2 separate regions of the Mus musculus genome follow, and region 2 is linked to region 1. A link is a loop called in an ENCODE intact Hi-C map of the cell type or tissue named here. Cell type or tissue: heart. All regions are shown on one strand. Links, peaks and the distances in the headings refer to the core of each region. The heading gives the core; the rest is flanking DNA.

What was found. Hi-C counts contacts between places; a loop is a spot of excess contacts. Peaks named below come from ENCODE experiments on the same cell type or tissue, not always from the same donor. Only the 100,000 strongest peaks of a DNase experiment are listed, where the experiment ranks them.
Region 2: a loop joins it to region 1, with 2.0 times the contacts of the local background. A loop is called at or near these places in 2 of 42 quality-filtered maps.

What each region holds. Positions count from the first base shown.
Region 1 is chr10:96,126,249-96,137,360 of GRCm38, forward strand. It overlaps the pseudogene Gm48425 and the pseudogene Gm5426. Among named protein-coding and RNA genes, the nearest start is that of Gm40746, 49 kb to the right of the region's middle. In heart, for the core only: a CTCF peak has its summit at 6,056 (motif pointing right); no DNase peak of the experiment used is centred there.
Region 2 is chr10:96,176,090-96,187,201 of GRCm38, forward strand. Gm40746 (a long non-coding RNA gene) reads left to right here and starts at 4,833. Exons shown (of 3, transcript XR_871973.2): 1 at 4,833-4,973; 2 at 5,376-5,442; 3 at 6,523-6,606. In heart, for the core only: a CTCF peak has its summit at 6,372 (motif pointing right); DNase peaks (open chromatin) are centred at 5,112, 5,502 and 5,622; H3K27ac peaks cover 209 bases.

The DNA of each region.
Region 1 (11,112 bases), core at 3,253-8,252:
AAAGTGCAGCTCCTTATTTGGTCCAAGGTCGAGCAATTTCAGCAGTCAGCTGTGGTGTTGCCGATTCAGGTGCCCCAGCAGTGCTTTGATGTTTGTGCATGCTGAGTCTACCTCTCTTGAGTGTATGAGGCTCAGGGCTTGTCATCTGTTTCAGGGATATGGAGTAACTATAGACAAAAGAGTTTCAGCTTTATCTCGTGTCACAAGGGAAAGGAATTATCTTATAACTGTTGGATGACCCAACATTACCTCTCCTCTTGGGAGTTGCTCCAAAGGCCACTTCTTCACTGAAACAAACAGCAGCCCATCCACTGCACTCCTCTGGCGGTGATAAACCTTGAAAATAAAGAAGGGAAGTTTTGATTTTTGAAATTTTTTTCTCAAAAGCAAAAGTTAATTTATTATTTTTAATTATTTACTTATTTACTTACGCTTGTTATTACTTTTGCTTTTGTAAGAGAAGGTGTCATTATGGACCCTAAGTAGGCCTTGAACTTCTGATCCTCCTGTCTTGACTCCTCAAGGACTGGAATTATAGATAACACCATGCTTGGCTCAAAAGGAAAATTGACTCCTGCTTTGAAATTGGACATGATTGTTGCTTGTGTAATTGTGTTTGTGTGTTGTGAGGAGTGATATGGTATAATGGGGACAATATTATGGGTGCAGTGGGGAAAGTGTGATGGGTGCAGTGGGGGACAGTGTGATGGGTGCAGTGGGGACAGTGTGATGGGTGCAGTGGGGGGACAATGTGATGGGTGCAGTGGGGACAGTGTGATGGGTGCAGTGGGGACAGTGTGATGGGTGCAGTGGGGACAGTGTGATGGGTGCAGTGTGGACAATGTGATGGGTGCAGTGGGGACAGTGTGATGGGTGCAGTGGGGACAGTGTGATGGGTGCAGTGGGGACAGTGTGATGGGTGCAGTGGGGACATTGTGATGGGTGCAGTGGGGACAGTGTGATGGGTACAGTGGGGACAATGTGATGAGTGCAGTGGGGACAGTGTGATGAGGTTCAATGAGGACGGTATGATGGAGTGTGGTGGTTGTGAGGAGGCTGTGACACAGTGGCACTATCAGTCAAAGCACATTCATGTTCATAGATCCTCTGAGGTGCACTTTGGCCCAGATGACAAAGGCATAAAAGAACCCACAGGATACCACGCAGAGTCAAGCCAGAGCCAGCGAGCAACAGTGCTCTGCTCCATAAGTTTTGTCAACTGTCTACCATACAGTGCCTGAATTTTCTTGCCTGCAAAAGAAAGTAAAATGAGGATTTCCTTCAGAGCTTCATTGTAATAGTTAAATGCATTAAGGACTATAGCACATAAATTTATTTATGGAATATAATTTCATTATATTTAATGCATTCAATGGAAAGCTATATTCCATAATATAAAGTAAAACTAAATTGCATATATATTATACACATACATAAATGAGTTTGAAATGATTGTGGGTCTTTTATTAAATGATATTTTTCATAAACATCTGGAATTTTATTTACGAAATTACAACCATGAACCTTGTTCCATTTAGAGGCCCTCTTGGTTCTCCACACCCATCAGCATGTCACCATTTCATTTGTTTTAATGTTTCTATCTAAGTGGTGAAAATGCTGAAGCACAGACAAGAAATATCCATAACGTGACCATCATTATTAATATGAAATTATACATTTAAATCATTTTCTGATTAAAAATAAACTTGCTTGCCAATGCAGCTCTGCAGGTCTACCTAGTATAGGGCTGGCCTGTTTTCCTGATAGTGGTTGACTCTACTCATTTTCCCAGGTCCTCTACATCTGCCTCCTCCCTGCTTCTGTCTTATCAAAGGTCCAAGAGGGGCTCAAAGAGCACCTCATCTTCCTTCGCCAGAGCTACCTTGGTTCATACAATGGGCACTTTGAAGCCACCTCTGCCTCCACTTTAGCCACCTCTGAACATCTTTCCAGGACTACTTTGGTCCATAAGTCCATCTCTTTCTCCCTGACAGCTCCCAGGGATGCTTTGGCCACTCTCACTACCTGGAGGTGGGACAGGCGGTAGGAAGAAGCTCTTGAGCTCAGGGGCAAACACTGGTTGCATTCTGTGCTCCAGGTGAAGTTTTGGTTTCTATAGCCTGGATTGGGATATTGCTGGTCTCCAACCAGGACCTGCACAGAGTGGTGGTGGCATCTCTTTGCTGCTACTCATTGGAGGCCTTGGGAGGGGAAGAGCAAAAGAAACTTTACGTTTGCTTCCTTGAAACATCTTTCCCATCAAGGCACTCAGTGCCAGGCAGGCTTGGCAGTTGGTGGATCTTCCCAGGACATGGTGGAGGCTTTCTTGTCTCCTTATCCAGGTGGTTATGAAACATGGGTTGCCAAGTTCTTCTGTTCATCTTGACAACCGCACAGTCTGCCCTATCATCCAGTAGCATTGTCATTTAATCCTTGCACACATGTTTGACGGTTGTCAGAGTCTTCATTTGGATACATCTACAAGAACACCTAGAATATGATCTGGTCCTTCACCCAACAGTCCTATTGAAGCCACTTTAGATTTCTAGCGCTCATTCCACTGTGTTCTCCTCCTGGCCAACGGTAGTGATGCTTCCATGACACAATCTCTCTCCTTCCCTGCCCTAGTTATCAGCACTACTCGTGCTCCAAATTCTTTCTCAATCTGGAAAAATCCTCCAGACTCCTGCCCATAAAGACCCATGCTGCTGGGGTTGTCTTGTCTTGTCTGCTGTGTTCAGCCGCTGTTCTGTTCACCGTATTGACTTGAAGCCAGGCCTTATGGTCCAATCTGAGGAGGGTGAATTAGTGAGAGGCTGCTACTCTACAATCCACAGCTCCTGGGTTGCTCGTGGGTGTTCTGCTGAGAGTATCTGCTCTGATCATAATTTGCCGGCTGCCATCGGCTGTGAAGAGAAGTAGATGGCAGGAGGATAGGATGGAGGCGCTGTGTGTGAGTGGCTGCATGGGGTAGCTCTCAGGTACCTGGGGATAACTGTAGTCACTCTGCTCATATCTCAGGCTGTGCTGTGCTAGCTCTCCCCGTGCATATCTCTCTCAGTGCAAAGTTGGAGTTGACTAGTCTCAGTGGCCTTGTTATCATCCTGTGGTCTTGCATGTATAGTGGCTGTTGTCTGCTGTCCATAGGCTAGGTATGCAGGCTGGGTGGTGTACGAAACACAGCTGCCTAGAAGCCTGGGTTGTGGTGACTGGAACAGCTGTGGTGTCATAAACACCAGTATCAAACTTGGGCAGGCTGGCTGTATGCCTGTGTTCTGTTGAACAGTATCAGCTGTGGGGGGCTGTCCATAGTCTGCACATAGGTGACAGTGGTCTGACCCTGAGTACAGCTGACATCAGTAGCTTGTCCATAGGTTCCATATATTTTTGCCCATCTGTCTGGATGACATGGGTTGGATTGGATGAGTGCTTTTAGTATTATAGCCATACTGGGTGACAGGTTGGCTGTAGATACTGTAACCTGTGGACTCCATTTCTCTCCTAAGCGTATTAAAAATCAGCTACTTAAGGAAATCCTAAGAAATATATTTTTAGAATAAAGAGATGATTTTTCTTTAATATATATTGTATAAAGTTAAAATAAAGAATATATATTTATATACCTTATGAACATATAAAAACATAAATAATATAGTTGTATAATGTATTATATACTATATATTATTATATAGTTATATTGTTTATATTTATGTATGTAATATATTATGTATAATTATATATTATGTAATTATAGATATTATAACTATACATTACAATGGATAATATAAAGATATATAAAGAATACAGTGTATTTACGTTTCTTTAAGATACATGTATAAGATTATCTTTAAACACATATAAATATATTATATATAAAGATATAAATCTTATACATGTATAATAAAGATATATATTACATATAAAGACATATAAAATAAAAAATAAGGGGCTGGAGAGATGGCTCAGTGGTTAAGAGCACTGACTACTCTTCCAGAGGTCCTGAGTTCAATTCCCAGCATCACATGGTGGCTCACAACCATCTGTAGTGGGATCTGATGCCCTCTTCTGGTGTGTCTGAAGACAGATACAATGCACTCACATACAAAAAATAAATAAAACTTAAAAAAACATATCGTATATAATAAATATCTATATTATACATATATATGCATATTTATTATTATAGATTATAGTTTCTAGACCTAGCCAGGACTCCAGTGCTCTAAATGCTCTCAGGAGATCTGTGCTTTTTATATTTTAATGGAAGCAGCAATGAGGATATTTACTGAGGTTGGGGATATTTAAGGAGTGAGGCAGGGAAGGGGGCAGGTGTGGGAGATGCCTGGGGCCCCTCTGGTTGCAGGGCTGCCTATAGCCTGGTGGGGAAAGTGCAGCAGGTTGCTGTCAGTCCAAGGAGGTAGTTATGAGACTGTGGCTTAAGCATAGTGGTGGGGATCAGAAGTGGAGGAGGCTTATGAAACATTTTGGGGACCCCCCCCCCCCGAATAGCTGGAGGTGTTAAAGCTTAGAGCTAAGATCACCGTGGTTTTGCGTTTGTGTTATCCTGGCTAGGACCACTCAGGTGTCACGGCAAATCTAGACTTTCAGAGTTTGCGGTGATGGATACGATTGAGTTTTTGTCTTCATCAAGTCTAAATCTGTTCATTAGTTCTAAGATTTTGCTTGATTTGAAAGGACTGGATTTGGGGCCTCAGAAGATGAAGACATGTAAAATAAATTAAAGACATCAGAGTAGTAACTGTTTTGTTCTGTTTTCTGTTTGTTTGCTTTTCAAGACAGGGTTTGTCTAGGTAGCCCTGGCTGTCCTGGAACTCTATATGTAGACCAGGCTGGTCTCAAACTCAGAGATCCATCTGCCTCTGCCTCCTGAGTACTGGGATTAAAGGTGTGTGCTACTAACACATGGCACTATTAACCTTGACTATGAAATACACTTTAATACTGAAAACACTGAGGTGTAAACTGTTCATAGCTGCACTTTTAGCCTTGAGAAGATAACCTTATAAAAACCACAGAACCTCAACATTGAGGTGTGTAGGTAAATAGACCACAGAAGTTGCTTCCTGTCTAGTTCCTCAATCGCTCTTTGATGTTAAGGTGAACTTAAAGGTTTTGTTACTTGGAGGTCAAGGTGAGGCTGTGCTGTCCTGTAGTGTAGTCATGACCGTAACAGTGATGGGCGCAGACTGATGACCATTGAAGTTACTGCATCCGAAGCTTCGAGTGCCCGAGCTCTAGTTCCCTCTGTAACAGGTTCTTAACCCCATTTTACAGACAAGGAAACCAGGACTCAGGATTTTGTTGTTCCCTATTTTTATTTTCCCCAGGCAGGGTCTTGTGAGTCCATACTGGAGTCTAACTAACTATCTAGCAGAGAATATCCTTGAACAAGAGGGTAGCCTCTTGCTTCCATACCCTGGATGCTGGAACAAAGGGCCAGCATCACCACACAGCTTCCCAGCTCAGAAGGTTTAAATATCCCAAGGCTACAAAGCTACAAGATGATGGAAACATGATTTGAAATACATGATTTGAAATTTGACTGCTGCAAAGCTCACATGTCAAAGGCAGGGGAAGGTGAAATGGTTAAGGCTTAAATCAAGGTAAAACCATGGGCAAAATGTCGAGAGTCCTAGCACGGGACTGCGGTTCAGCATAAGGCTGTGAAGTTCCTTTCTTAGCTCAGTCATAACAACCAGACATGGCAGGCAGAGAGCACTTTGTGTGCACTGCCTTTTGATTCTAACGGCAGCCTAGAGGAGCTACTACAGTGCCCGTTACACAGACAAGGCAACTGAGGCTGTAAAGACAGTTTGGTAAGTTTCAACTAGCGTCTGTTTGGCTCCAAGCGGTGCTCACGAATGTAAATTATCTTTTGACCGACCGACGTGACTTCTGTTTTTCCTGACGAACCACGGTGTCTTTTCAAAAACCGGGTTTCTCTTTCTGTCCCTGTTCCCAAGTCTTTTAGGTTGCCTGTGACCACTTTTGTAGCCCCAGCTTCATTATCCAGGTTCACACCGGAGGATCCACATGGTGGCACTGTAACCTCACACAGTTAAAACATGAGGAAAAAGGAGGAAAAAAAAAAAAACCCACTTGTTTCCACTGCACTAGGCAGGCCAGACTCAAGTCTGACAGACAGTCATGGACAGGCAGACTGGCCTTAATTAGACCGGCTTTAGCATTCTACCCTTTCTGGTTACAGACACACAGAACGCATTCTCCTCCAGCTACACCCAGGAGTGAAGATTCCAGAGACCCCATGCCCAATGGCAGGGTGTTGATCCTAACTAATATCACAACATCTAAGAGCACACCACCAAGACCTCTCCAAAGCCAGGAAATGCATGACTATCCCTTTCAAAATATTTTTTATCTGACTCTCATAAGCCCCTATCTCTTTAGACTTTCTGAAGTGGTGGGCTTTCTGAGAGAACAAAAGGAGGGAAAGACAGACAAATTAGGGAGAAAGGAAAAGGATCAACTCTCTGCATACATGACATTAAGTGCAGTACCCAATATCCCCAGACACACTTCCTTATGCATGGGAAGGCTTACCCAGTTTCTGTCTTGCAGGCTGTAAGATATATTAAAGGTATAAATTCATGATGTATCTTTAGGTGTTTGGTGATGCAAGCTGTTTCTTCAGTACTTTGCTTTCTTTGCTTCCAACTAAGAAAAAAAAAAAGACCAAGATCCTTCCATGTCACAGGAGGGAGGAAGACTTTCCAAGAGGGCAGATCTATAGACAAAGAGAAATCTTGCCAGTCTAGGAATGTAAAAAAAATATGCATAAGGTTGATGGAACAAAAATATTTTTACCCAGATGTAGCTGTCTCTTGTGAGACTATGCCGGGGCCTAGCAAACACAGAAGTGGATGCTCACAGTCAGCTAATGGATGGATCACAGGGCTCCCAATGGAGGAGCTAGAGAAAGTAGCCAAGGAGCTAAAGGGGTCTGCAACCCTATAGGAGGAACAACATTATCAACTAACCAGTACCCCGGAGCTCTTGACTCTAGCTGCATATGTATCAAAAGATGGCCTAGTCGGCCATCACTGGAAAGAGAGGCCCATTGGACAGGCAAACTTTATATGCCCCAGTACAGGGGAACGCCAGGGCCAAAAAGGGGGAGTGGGTGGGTAGGGGGTGGGTGGGTATGGGGGACTTTTGGTATAGCATTGGAAATGTAAATGAGCTAAATACCTAATAAAAAATGGGAAAAATAAATAAATAAATAAATAAACAAATTAATAAATAAAAATATTTTTATTTGTATATTTTTAAGTCTTTTTGAAGTAGATAGCAACCAGAGAGAATCATGCTTTTCAAGATAAGTGGCAAGATTCACACTCATGACTGCTTGTCTTAGGAAGAGTCTTCAGGGCCAGTTTCATTTTAAAGATTTGGGGAATCACTCTACCCAGATGCCTGAGTTGTCTGCACATAGGCTGGCATGAGGAGCCTTCATGCTTTTGTTTGAAATCCAGTCAGCTAGTTTCTGGCTTTATGACTTCGGCCCTGCAGCTATCTCTAACTCACCCATGTGCCACATGCATCCCAGGATAACTTAATGTGGCCCAGCACAAAATTATGCATTTACTTAAAACATGAGAATTTTCTCAAAAATAACATAGTTATGTAGTTCTCAAGGATGAACTTTCTAGATGAGAAAGTCATGTTGCAATGTCAAGAGTTTGGACCCATCTCACAAAGCCTGTTCCTCAACCCAAGTTCTTTCATCTGAAAAATGGGCATGAATACAGTAGCTCCTGTTTTACAGGTTGTTGGAAGATTGTGTAGAAATCTAGCATATGGCAGGCCCTTAATAAACACTTAATAAATGTGCCCCGTTATAATAATAAGAGTCCTGATCATGTTCGATACTGCTCAAAGAACAATGAAGAGACAGAAGAGAGAGCTGATCTGGCTTGGAGCTTCCCCAAAATAAGGCTCAGGTCTTTTCAGGGCTCTAGCTCTATGCTTGGACCCCCTTAGAGATGAAGGTGACTTCCTTTATATTTATATAGCATACTTGGTGGCCAACAGGCCATCTATAGACAGTATGAATGAGGCATTAGTAGGACACTGAGGTCACAGACTCTCTAGTCTTGATGGGCTCCTGAAAAGATGTTTCATCAAATGGTGGCATTTCTTGACAACAATTTTGACCCCTTGGTTTCCTGTTTCTTCCTGTTTGGAGTAATACTCAGGTTTAAAATGAAGTAACCTATTGCTGTCTTCCCAGCCTTCTCTCACAGAGCTGAGAATGGTTACGGAAATCCCTGTGCTGTCTAGACAGCAGACTGGGTCACATCGGGACCTTTTTGAAAGGCAGCTCTCAGTTCCCCACCCCTGCCACCTGCTGAGTCTGGGATGCTGAGGAAGTAGCTGCTAGTGGTTTGTGCTCAACACAGCTTGGGATGATGATTCTTAAACCTGACACTTCTTCCGCTAACCCCAAAACAGAGCCTCATGGGACCATGGGAAAACTCTGAGCATGCTTCCAGGAACCCAACCAGGCTGATCCGGATGCTTTTCTGTTTTTTATTTTTATTTTATGGTCTTATCTGTATTTTTAATGTTATCTCCTATTTTGTCTGTAGAGAAGCCAATGTTGGAGTCCTTCAAGTATTTGCCTCTGACTGTGCAAATATTTGACTGTGGCTGTTTCTTGTCGATGCAAATTACAGGGAGAAGCATTAACTGAGATCCCCTCAAAAACCACCACCACCACCAAAACAACAAACAAACAAACAACAACAAATCAACAACAACAACAAAAACCCCCAAATAACACATAGCATTTCATTTCCTAATGATTATCACCTTTTGGGGTGTGTGTGTGTGTACAGGAGCACATATGGAAAAAATGGGGTCTGTCTTCATGAGGATGTGACAATAGTCAGTGATGTTTGGAACAGTGTAGCCATAATAACATTAGTTACATGGCCAGCATCCCTAAATAAAACACCGCAAGTAATTTACATACTGCCACATATATTTTCTTCATTCTTTCTTTTGCTGTGTTCTTTCTTTTAAATAGGGAAACTGAGGTTTAAAAGTTTACACCTTCATCGTTGGCCACGTGAATTTGGGAAAGCATCCTAGAACTCAAACAACTCTTTCTCTTGAGTTACAATAGGTTTGGTGCAAGTGGCTGGCTTCTGTCTGGCAGGCACTACACCAGGTGTGTTCTGTGACTCATTCAATCCACCAAATAACTCTAAAAGATGGGAATTTGAATTGATTGATGTTATGGTACATAGAAGGATGTTTTGGTGCGTGCACATATATACCGTGGGATGCCTGAATCAGCACTTAACATACATGTTGTATCACATATTTATATTTTTGTGTGATGTAAACACTTAAAAGTACATTCTTGACAGTTTTCAAGCTTATAATATTTTGTTGTTAACTGTAACCACCATGATGATCAATAGCTCTTGTCAAATGACTCTTCTTGTCAAAGTAGACTGGGTCTTCTGATCACCATCTCCCCGATCCTACCACCCTGTCCCCTGGAAAATACCACTCTCTGTCAGATTCGGTGAGTGTTACATTTTTACCCTCACGTATGTACTTTGTCTTTGGTCCTGGCTTGTTTCATTTAACATGACATCCTCCAGGTCCTCCAGTTCATTTTCAATGACAGGTTCCATTTGTTGTTAAGGTTGAATATGATTCCATTGTGTACATTCCTATATTGATTTCTTTGTCTATTCATTAGTTCATGGATACTCAGATTAGTTTCATCTCTTGGCCATCATGAATGATACTACGATGAAATGGAAATGTGGACAAACTTTAACATGCTGGCCTCATTTCCTTTGCATTTGCAGCCTGTCGAGGAATGACTGGGTCATCTGGTAGCTCTATATATAATTTCTTAAGGACCCTTCTTATTGTTATCTGGAATGTCTATAGTAATTTACACCCTCACTTACAGCCTACAGGGCTCTCTTTTCTTTTCATCCCTAACAACGCTACCTTCTGTCATTTCAGTAATAGCCTTCTAACAAGCGCAGGCACTGCCATTGATTGCTGGTACCCAGGACAGTTCATCCTCCTAAGGCCACTTTGGAGAATTGTCTATTTAATTCCGATTTTAAATCACATTCTTGCTTTCTCTTATTATTGCATTATCTGGCTTCCTTTTCTAATTTGGGTGTTAACTCTTTATATCCTGAGATGGAAACACTACATTTCCTTAGTTCATTGCATCCTGAGATAGTTTGGAAGCAGGCTAGATAGCATCAAGAAAGAGGCCAGTGCGGGGGTGACATTCAGCTGGTGGTTTGAGGAGACATACCTTCCACCTTAAACCATGGCCAAGTTCATCCATAACTTCTCGGAGAAGGCACTGTCGATGGTGGCCGCTGCCGTGACTTACTTGAAGCCTCAATTGGTCACATTTTGGCACTACGCCAAGGTTGAGCTGGTTCCCCCAACCCCTGGTGAAATCCCTACAGCTATTCAGAATGTGAAAAAAATCATTCAAAGTGCTAAAACTGGTAGCTTCAAACACCTTACAGTGAAGGAAGCTGTGCTGAATGGTTTGGTGGCCACTGAGGTGTTGATGTGGTTTTATATCGGAGAGATCATGGGCAAACGTGGCATTGTTGGCTATGATGTTTGAAGATCAATCTTTAACTTCTGATTTGAGTTCTTATTTGAATGTTTTTGGACCATGTGTAACGGGACCGCTATCTGAATAAAATACTAGGTGTTGAAAACACTGCTGTGTTTTCTCTATCAAAAACAAAAACAAAAAACAAAACAAACAAACAAAAAATAATAAAAAAAGAAAGAGGCCAATGAAATGTTCCCAAAGGGACACAGTGGCAGAACTGTGTGACAGAAAGGTGTCATGTGTCCACTTAACTAGTAAAATACAAACCTGGTTAGAACCACCTGGGCCAAGGGCTGGCTGCTAACTGTCTTCAGCTTCATTGTCATGACCTTTCTAGCTCATAGGATCAGCTGTTCCCATCCTGTATCCAATGTTACGACACATCTGAAAACCCTACACAACAAGGAGGAAAAGGGGCAAGACATCACCTACAGCAAAACGTGGGACCCATT
Region 2 (11,112 bases), core at 3,599-8,598, 50 kb after region 1:
ACCAAGGACTCCAATGTTACAGTGGAGGTTGGGTGGATTCAGGGTTGGGAATGTGTTGCCACTACCATCAATGGTTTTAAATAATTGGAAACTTTAGGGAGGGGTCTGTAAAGATACTGCTTTACCTCTCCAAATTAATTAGAGACACTGGTGACACAAAGTTTTATGTTTTTACTTATAAAGTGTGTGTGTGTGTGTGTGTTTTAAGCCAGAAATAGACCCCCAACTGTCTTGAGATATGGATTCCAAGAAGGGTTAGACTCAATAGCTGGGGGATGTTTTCATCTTGACTGATGCAGCTGTGTGAAAATCTTGGCAGGGACTTCTGAATGGTTGAAATGAGTACTTCTGACTTAGTTAGGGTTTTATTGATGTAAACAGACACCACAACCAAGGCAATTCTTATAAGGACAACATTTAATTGGGGCTGGCTTACAGGTACAGACGTTCACTCCATTATCACCAGACAGGCCTGGTGCAGGAGGAACTGAGAGTTCTGCATCTTCACCTGAAGGCCACCAGGAGAAGAGTGACGACTCCCATGTGGTTAGAAGGAGCTGCTCATCACATCCCGCCACCACCTTTACAGTGACACACTTCCTCCAACAAGACCACATCTACTCCAACAAGGCCATACCTCCTAATAGTGCCACCCCCTGGACCAAGCATATTCAAACCACCACAACAAACTAGACTCATGAACACCAAGGGTACAGTGAGGGTAGGGATGAGCTTGGTGTTAGCTGACAACTCTGACGAACTTTTTGCAGGATCTTGGAGAGCTGTTCAGAGACTGCTTCTGGATTTGGTAGAAATATGGGTGGTATTGACTTTCAGATCGCCCTTAGTGCCAGAGAAAACCCTTATAAGTCAGTAAGTGCTTGCTGACATTTCCTCTTCCAGGCATAGGAAGCAAATTGGGCAAATGCTTTAGCCTGTGTGGCATTGGGCATATCATTTCAAATTTTGTAAAATGGACAGGCACCAAGCTCTGAAGGGATTGTGCGTGTGGTGTGAACCTGGAACCGAGTCCGAGAGCTGAAGTACAGAGTTTCTTAACTGTGGTACTTAAGCCAAACCTGACTCAGAAAGCCTTCTGAGCTATCAATGGGGCGTTGTTCTTGGATCTATTAGGAAGAGAAAGAGCCCCAATAAGACTGGATGTATTCTACATGTCTGGCTGAGACAATCGTCATGATGCCAGATCATATGGATGTATTTGGTAGCATGGTAGAGCATTCTCAGCTTCTCTCTTATTTCATGTGCAAAGACCAATTGCTTCTGTTTTCATTTCAGTGAATTAGACTCTAATATTTCCAGCCATCTCTAGGAACTTTTGCTTCAGAAGATTTGGGTAACTAAGAACAAAAGTCACAAACAAGGCTGGATTTTCTGGAGAGTGGCAGCACTTTTGCTGAGCATGGAGGGTAGGGCTGCCACCAAGCCGAATACAGATGGTAAGATGAGAAGGTTTCTGTCTAATATTAGTGATGAACCACAGACTATGTCAAGGCCTATGAGGACTGACAAGGGCAATTACTATCATGGTGAAGCAGAGGGGTCGATGATGGGAGGAAATGGGTGTAAGAAGTCATGTCGATTTTCTGCTGAAAGTCACCCTTATTTCCTAGCACAGAGAGACCACTGCTGATTTCTTATAATTTAGATAATTTTGCTCAAGAGCTTCAACATGTACTGCTGGATCAGAGGAAAAATGGGTCAAGTAGTGGTGAGTTATTTTGAATTTGCTCTACAACATTTTCTGGCTGTTTGCATAATAACTTGAGAAAGCAAAATGTTTATGCCTGCTTATTTGTTAATATTTTTGTGCATTCAGAACTAGGAGGAGTGTGTGTGTGTGAGAGAGAGAGAAAAATAGACAGAGACAGAGAGAGACACACAGACAGACAGGCAGGCAGACAGACAAGAGAATGCATCCATGTGGGTGCATGTGGGTGGGACATGTATGGGAACAGAAGACAAAACTTATGTGTCAGTCCTCACCTTCCATGCCTGAGACAAGCCCTCCTTGTTCTTGGCTGCTGGGTGCACCAGGCTGGCCAGTCAGGCAATTTCTAGCAATCTTCTTGTCTCTACCGCCCATCACGCCACAGGAGCACTCGCATCATAGATGTGTGCCATTGCACCCAGCTCTATGTGCACTCTGAGGATTTGAACTCAGACTTGTTTGGAAAAATCCTTTTCCCTGAGATATTTCCCCAATATCAGATAGGAGATATTTGAAGTCATCTAAACTATTTTTCCCATTCCTTATTCTTTAGACTAGCATACCTCCTTTGAGATAGGTGTGTTGTTAAATTCTAATATAAGCTATTTTAAAACAGAGATGGCTGTTGCTTTTTACCTTCTAATTCTGTTTTTCATAAGACACCTGTGTTTGAAAACTCAATTTGATAACTACTGATCATATCTACCCTTTCCTGATTGATTGATTGATTGATTGATTTGTTTTAGGTTTGGGGGACACGATCTTGCTATGCAGCTCAAGCTAGCCTCGACCTTATTATGCAGCTGAGGCTACAGCCTCTTGGGGCTGGGTTTACAGGCCCAGCTTATTGTATTGTGACTTTTCCTCTAATCTAACCCTGGCAAAGGAATGCCTGTCCTGCCTCTTGGCTTTCTGGCCTCTTATCATTCCCACCTCCCACACTATCAGTTCTCCAGTTAGTAGACTACCACACCATTGCAATTCTCTGTAGCAGTTTAAAGATACCACATCTGACCTCACATACCAAGGACAGCACAGAGCAAACATCGTCTGAATCTTCTTTGCCAGGCCCACAGTGGTTGCTACTCACAATGTACTCCATGAACAAGGGCTCTTGGCCACCATCAATATGTGGAAAATCTGTCTTATCATCTTTTATTGTCTTCCCTGGCCATGGGACAGGAGAGAGCCATGCCACCTGCTTGACAGGCCTCTAGTTATTTTGAACTCTGCTTCTCTTTCTTAGAACAGGATCATACTCAGCCTTTGATAAATGATGAATCCTCTCACCCCATTTTGTGATATTTTAGAGCTCATGTGGCTAAGTAGATACTCATAATGCACAAGGACATATATCACCTGAGTTGAAGAAGGGCTAGTTGTATATAAATGAGCTGCACAGAGTTTTAGAGAATTTCTTACCTATTTATTTTTCTTATAGATGAGGAAGCTGATGTCCAGGGTAGTAATGGGCTGGGTCTACAGTGAATAGACTCTTTGAGGAGTGAGCTCCGTATTCTTACTCAAGGTCCATTGCTCCTCCCATTCCCTTTGGGGTTGATTGGTTTAAAGGAATATGAGTGTCCTATAGAGAAAACACCTTGTGTGTGTGTGTGTGTGTGTGTGTGTGTGTGTGTGTGTGTGTGTCAGAGAGAGAGAGAGAGAGAGAGAGAGAGAGACAGGTGTGTGTGTGTCAGAGAGAGAGAGAGAGAGAGAGAGAGACAGAGACAGAGAGAGAGACAGAGACAGAGAGATAGAGAGACAGAGACAGAAACAGAAACAGATGAGACAATGACAGAGAGGGAGAGAGAGAGTTAGAGAGAGAGAGGCAGAGACAGAGAGATAGAGAGACAGAGACAGAGACAGAAACAGAAACATATGAGACAATGACAGAGAGGGAGAGAGAGAGAGAGAGAGAGAGAGAGAGAGAGAGAGAGAGAGAGAGAGAGAGAGGCCATAGTTTCTAATAATGTGGAAGAATAGATAATAGAGGACCATAAAGGCTCCATTAGAGTTGAGATCTTGACCTCATTTGCAGGCCGGACTTTGTCACTTTTACACAGGCTTCAACCTTATTAGATAGCCAAGGATGCCATTGAATCCCTAACCCTCCTGCCTCCAACTTCCAAGTGCTGGGCTTGCAGGTCTGCTTCACCATACACTCAGTTTACAGGGGAGATTTGAAATTTTAAAGGAAGGCTTCCTTGTCAGCTGCTGCATTAATTAGAATTACTATTGCTGCAATAGAACACTGTGACCTAATTGTCTTTCTTTGTGACTAGGAAAGAAGGGACCAGAGAGACAGCTTTATGGTTAAGAGAGTAAAGGTGACTATACTTGTTATGGAAGTCCATTATGACCAGAGGTGTTAGCTATACTCATATCAATGGCTCCATTATTTACTTTTTCCTTGGGGTAAGATACAACTTGGCTCATATTATGGTTAGGAAATAAAATAGGCCTCTCCTACCCTCAGGGTCATGTGTCTGAACTTGGTTCCCAACTGGTGACCTTTTTTGGGGAGGACTTTGTAAAGCCTTCAGGAAGAGGAGCCTATCTGGAAGAAGTGGACCTCTAGGAGGCAGGGCTAAAGATTACAACTCTATCTTGCTTCTGGTCCTGGGTCTATTCCCTGGTCCACAGAGACAGGAAAAAGCATCCATATTCTTCCTGCTATAGTGTCAAGCTTCTCTGACCTTTGCCATGCCCTCTGTGGTGAACTGAATCCTCACACATTGAGCCCACATGAATCCCATCTTCTTTAAGTTGCTGGTGCCTGGCATTTAGTGATAACCATGAAGTAACCAATATTGCTCAGTACCTCAAAAATGTCCTGGCTAGGGTTGGATGAGCTCTGAGCTAAGTCACTCACTGCTGATGAATGACCACTGATCTCTTCAGTAGTAAACAACCACCGCTCTTGGACAGGTGCTGGGACTATTTGGGAAAAGGAGGAAGAAGATAAGCCTCTGCTGTTACTGGTTTCGTCCTTAAACACTGAACTATCGCATTTTAATCTTCAAAGGCAGTATGTTAGAAGTAAAGAGACTAATCTCTGGCGCTGAGCTTCCTGAGTGTGACTTCCAGCCCCGCTTCCTGTGGGCTGTGTGACCTACACTGAGTTACCAATGCTCACACAACCCCATCCCTCATCTGCTTAGTGGGTAAATATGAAAGCAGTTTCGAATTCTTCTGAAGATGAGATGGATGCTAACGTGCAGCCACTGCAATAGCCTGGTATACAGTAAGTATTTACTAAATAGCAGCTGCTATCAGCCTGAGATGGATGAAAACGCCCTCTGAACTCCAGCAAAACACCAGATAGCAAGCAAGCTACATGAACGGATCCCAGCAACTGCCTTTCTTTCCGTGCCAGGGAACTCTAGACCGTTTCCAAACTTTGACACCACTGCTGGGTCAGCTTTGCTTCTCAGTAAAGGTTGGGGTTAGTGGAAAGTCTCCTGTTTGCATTTTGGGGTGTTACTAACATGGTCTATCCTGTCCTGGGTGTATTGGGGATGGAGGGAAAGTAGGGCGAAGATGCAAAAATGAACACAGTATGCCCTCAACTCTTAAAGGGCTTAGGGATGACTGGTGTGTTAGAGCTGGGATACAAAGAACTGGAAAGTGTTCCTTGCCTTCACAGCAGCCGCCCCACCCCCTTGAAAGAGAGGATCAGTCAACAATGGGGCCATACCAAGAGATGCATAGTGGTAAGTGCGCACAGAAGAGGAAGTGACTAAGGCAACTTGTGGAGATGTCAGAAAGCCTCACACAGGAAATGATACACAAACTGGGTCAAGAAGGGCGAGTCACTGTTTATCAGGTTGAAGAAGGGCTGGGTTTCTAATGGCACTGCATGTACAAAGGTCTGGAGACACACAGCACACAGAGCCAGCGCTGTCTGGCAGCAGGACTACTCTGAAGGTGTACACATTGTTGCGCAGACCCCTTATCCCCACTGGCAGAGCTCTTTTTTTTTTTTTTTTTAACATGGAGCAGCCCCATCCACTGTTCCAAATGTGGCTCTTGCCTCACAGCCCAGCTGTATTGGCTCCATTTTGTTCTGGATCAGGCAGACATGATTGGACCAAGGAGCGGTTGTACTTACTGCTTATTTCTGGAACATTTTGAACATTCTTCAACCCTTTTTAATTCTTCCTTTCTCTCTGTAGGTTTTTCCTTCTCACCAAGGCCATGCACAGTCATTTCTCCTAAAGCAGTTACTCTGCTGCTACCTAGTGTGGCACATGTCACAAGAAATGCCTCCAGGCTATTTTAACTGTGCCTGTGTTTACTGCCTGCCTGGCTCCCTGGCAGCTCATTTAAGACATGATCAAAAACCATCTTGTTCCTTTTATATCCTTAGTAATCACATTAGTTCCTGACATTGCACTGAATAGAAACTAGTGAATAAAAAGTGACTATATCAATGAGCAGATTCAAAGTTTAAAAAGAAATTGGCTTTAATGTCTTCCATTGTTTTTCACGGGACCAGTGCCCATCTTTCTCCATATAATTCTGCATCACGGGAGGCTTACCCATGTGAATCGTATCGATATTTCCATCTTGTTGCAGTTAGCCAATAGAAGCAGGCAAGAGAGAAGCGTGCATTATCTGTAGTTGCCTCCAGAGGGCTGCATCCATCTTTGAAGGTCTCTGCAAGACTAGGTCCATACATTCCCCTGAAATCCTTCTTTTCAACACTTTAGGGGGGCAGGTCTGATATTCTTTCTATCTTTTCATATTTCTATACCATGTGCTCACTATGTGCTCTGCCTTTGTCTGTTTAGCCTGATGCCAATCAATTAACTGCCAGGCCCAAGAAAAATGGAAGAATGAGGGCCACAACCAGTTTATCAAGAGTTCTTCATGTACAAGAGCTTAGACTGACTGGATGGTATTCATTATTCAAAGAAGAGGTGTTAAAGCCAGATTTTGACGTAGGCACTGTGGCCTGAAGGTTTGCTTTGTCCTAAGCTCATATGTTAAGCCTTAAGCCAGTGTTTCTAGGAAGTTCCTCTTAGGTCATGAAAATGGAGCCAAGTGAAACTTGTCAAGATGTAGGAATAGGCATGAACTTTCTCAGCAGAACTTGCACCTCAGGGGGCAAGCCCATGGGTAGACAAGTGGGAACATTGGAAATTAGAGGGTTTCTGCAGAGTTGAGGGAACAGCCAGCAGAGTGAATGGATGGGTCGCAGGTTGTGAGAAAACCTTCACCTGCTGTATGTCAGAGACAAGGACTTCCTATGGAGAATACAGAAATGGCTGCGAAGATGTCATGACAAAGGAGCAAAGCTGTCAGTTAATAAGTGTGTTAATTAAAGGAACAGTTATTTCTCAAAAGAAGAAATACAAAGGGCTAATAAATATTTTAAAAAGTGTTCAACATGATCTTAGTAGGATTTCTATTCCTTCAATAAAACATTATGACTGAAAGAAATTTGTAGAAGAAATGGCTTTTTTGGTCTTTTGACTCTTGAGTAACAGTCCATTTCTGAAGGAAGTTGGGGCAGGAACTCAAAGTAGGAACCTGGAGGCAGAAACTGAAGCAGAGGTCATGGAGGAACGATGCTTATTGGCTTGCTCCTCCTGATTGTGTTCCACTTGCTTTCCCATATCACCTTGCCTAGGGGGTGCTACCGCCCACAGTGGGCAGGGCCCTCTCACATCAATCACCAATCAAAAATATGCCTTACGGACTTGCCTGAGGTGGTATTTTCTCAATTAAGCTTCCCTCTTCCCAGATGACCCTAACTTGGGCCAAGTTAACAAAACAATAGCCAGCACAAACATCATTATCCATCAGAAAATTACAAATTAAAACCATTGTGAGATTCCACCTAACCCCAGTCAGAATAGCTGTCATCAAGAAAACAAAGAATAATGCTGGCATGGATAAGGGTACAGTAGATTGCTTATCCATGACTGCTAAGAATGTAAGCTAATATAGCCACTATGGAAGCTAGCATATAGCATATAGCTTTCTCAAAAATTTAAAATTAGAGCTACCATATGACTTAGCTTTGGCAGAAATAGCCAGAGAACTTTATAGACCACCACAGTGATACTTGGCACTATTAGAAGGTGTGGCCCTGTTGGAGTAGGTGTGTCAGCATGAGTATGGGCTTAAGACCCTCATCCTAGCTGCCCGAAAGCCAGTGTTCTGCTAGGAGCTTCAGATGAAGATGTAGAACTCTCAGCTCCTACGGTACCATGCCTGTCTTGTTGCTGCCATGCAGGCAGTATCATCATACCTTGATGATACTGGACTGAATCTCTGAACCTGTAAGCCAGCCCCAATTAAATGTTGTTCTTTTAAGAGTTGCCTTGGTTGTGGTGTCTGTTCACAGCAGTGAAACCCTAATTAAGACAGTATATACGTGGGAAAATCAGTCACAGAACTGGAGAGGGTACCAAGAGAAGGGAAAAGTGGTGTTCAGGTAGGGCAAGGGGGTAAGAGGATACATGTGACCCAGAGATAAGAAGCTACTGAAGGTGGAGAGGTTCAAGAGAGAACAGGGAGATGCAAGGAAGATCAGAGTGGGAAACCAACCAATATAAGCTAAGTGTGAAAAGGCCCCAACAGAACCCAATAATTTGTATGTTGATTGAAGGACTAAATTGAACAAAATTGGATCCCTTGTGAATGGGATGTGTGTCCTTATAAAAGAGCATCCCAAAAAGCTAGTCAGCTTACAGTGAGAGCCCAGTTGTCTGTGGACTGGGAGGCAGCTCCTTACCAGAATCTCTCAGCATCTTGATCTTCAATGGCTCACTGGCCAAAAGCATGATGAGTCTGTGTTTGCTGTCAAAAATCACCCAGTTAGTGCTACTGCATACCAGTAGCCTCAACTGAGACCTTCAGCATAACCCCAAAGGGAGGCACACAGCTGGGGTCACCACGACCCATGTTCTCCCACATTTTGATGTGAAGCCCACAATGTTTGAGCAAGTTGTGCTGACTTATGTCTGTCTGTGGATTACATATGTGTCTATATGAATAACCTTTTATAGTATAAAATTAAAAGTGGATACTTAAAAGGACAAAATAAAGGTGAGTTAAGCTATGTTTAAAATGTGCTTACTTTCAACTTTTCTCCCACTGAAAAATGTTAGCACTCAGATTTTTTTGGTGTTTATGAATCTTTCTAGAGCAGATAGTTCATATTTCTGTACATACTTAGGGCGAAATTTGCTGTTAAGAAACATACATGTGAATGTATATTTCAAATCTTATTTTTGAAGAGAGGTGGGATGACCTCCTGTTGGATCTGGTTCTCTTATAAATTTTTAAAGTTTTTAAATTTTACTCTAACAAAGGACTTCTACAAGGGGCCAGGGGTGAACATCCACACGGCTTGCTTTGCTGTCTTTCCTTTGATCCCTGAAGGCTAGGGCTGACCACTGCCATGTAGACCAAGAGCATGAGTCACTCTAAGTATTATACAAGCTTCAGCTCTCTCTCTCTCTCTCTCTCTCTCTCTCTCTCTCTCTCTCTCTCTCTCTCTCTCTCTCACACACACACACACACACACACACACACACGTATATGCTTACATAGGTTTGGTTGCTTTCTATTGTCCCTATAGTAACATTGGAATGCACACACTATTGATGTAGATGGTAATGGTAGGCATAATTTACCAACAGAGGAGTAGTAAGAACCCTGGAATCTTTTTAGTTATGAGAGTTATATCAGCTTCCACTCACAGTCATATTATCTTCATAATTTCTTTGCATGCTACTTTTCTTATTCTTTTTCATATCTCTGGCCAAAAAAAAAAAAAAAAACCCTCCATAAAGAAATGATAATGACCACATGTTGACTTGACATTTGGCCAAATTATTAAGCTCACACGAAGGACTAAGAATTCTAGGAAACACTCTAAGCTGAGTAGGAAGGAACAGGGTGTTTGGATTCATGATTTAAATACATTTCAGAACCATTTAGCAAGGTCACTGTCACAGTATCATCTTAGTTGGTTTGGGACTCAAGTTGCGAGATGCTGGGGTTGATGTCAAATACTGGTAAGATTTTTAGGAAGGAAATAACAGGAGATGACTCAAAACACACTTAAAGGAGAAGCTTGTGACCGCAGTAGATGGGAAAACATGTTACCCTGAGTTTAAGAATCTTGGTGAGAATGTCTATGTTGCTGCTTGTATAGAGAGGCTAATTATAATTCCCAAGATTCTCAAGGTAACATCGTGTCCATAGTATCTCTGGGTGTCTTGGCTCTGACCAGTACTTTGACAGAGATCCATCCTCTAGAGGGTCAAACCTGCTGGAAAGCCTAGGGATAGAGGAAGGATACTGTGGCTCAGGTGATTGAAAGCTATTGGCTAGAGAATACATGTGGTGGAGAGAGAGGCAGGAGCTTGGACCAGTATTAGAAGAGTGAACACAGGGGCTGGAGGATAAACCAGGAGTCATCTAGAAAGTCACAGGAACATGGCTGAGTTCTGTGTGGAACTCTATTGGCCATCTGTGTCCAAGCTCTTCAAAACACCCAGCTATCCTTCACGTTGGGAGTGGACTCCAGAGAACCCGGGTGGGTTGGAGAAGCTGCCTGCCTCTCCATCTTTTGATTTAAAAACCAAAACAACAAAAAACTCCCACAGTTGTTATGGGCAACCCCTAGTGCTGTTTGTATTTTAATGCTAATTGCGCTTTCCCAAGAGTTACTACCTGGGAGGAGGAGGGAATCACTAAGCAGGTGACTTCAGAAGAATCTTCCCCTAATGAATAAAGATTTCAGGGGACCAATCACTGGGCGAGGAGTAGGCGGGACTTCTGAGTTGGAAAGCCGAAGCCTGGCTGGTGGGTTGGCTCATGGGGCAAAAAAGTAGGTGAAGGAGGACACGGTTTAGGTGGCGGATACATTGGGATCCTTTGCCAGAGGATTTAACATAGAATGGCTTACAAATTAGGATGCTAGTTGTTACTCCAGCGATTGAGTTACCCGGTAATTCTAAACCAAGATTGTTTGGTGTTTTCCTTTATGCAGCGACTCAGCAAGGTTCCAGAGAGAAAGGTACCATGGCAAAGCATGGGTTTGCAAGAAGTGCACCCCAAAAAGCCGTGGGAATTTGGAATCATGGGCTGGCGTGGCAATGACCCACCATGGGAATTTAGTAAGCCAGGTGGAGAGATTTCAGAGCTTCAGATTAGAGAGTCTGCTGAGATGAGAACAGGCCAGTCTTCCCACTAGTGCCCTGCCAGCATAGCGTGGATTGCTTTTTTAATATTTCACACAACACACATTTTCAGAGGGTGGAAGGGAAAACACACAGAGCTATGTTTACAGTGAGCTCACAAAAAATGTCATGGGAAATAGGAAAATTTTAAAACAAGAAAATGTAACACTTTGAATGTAT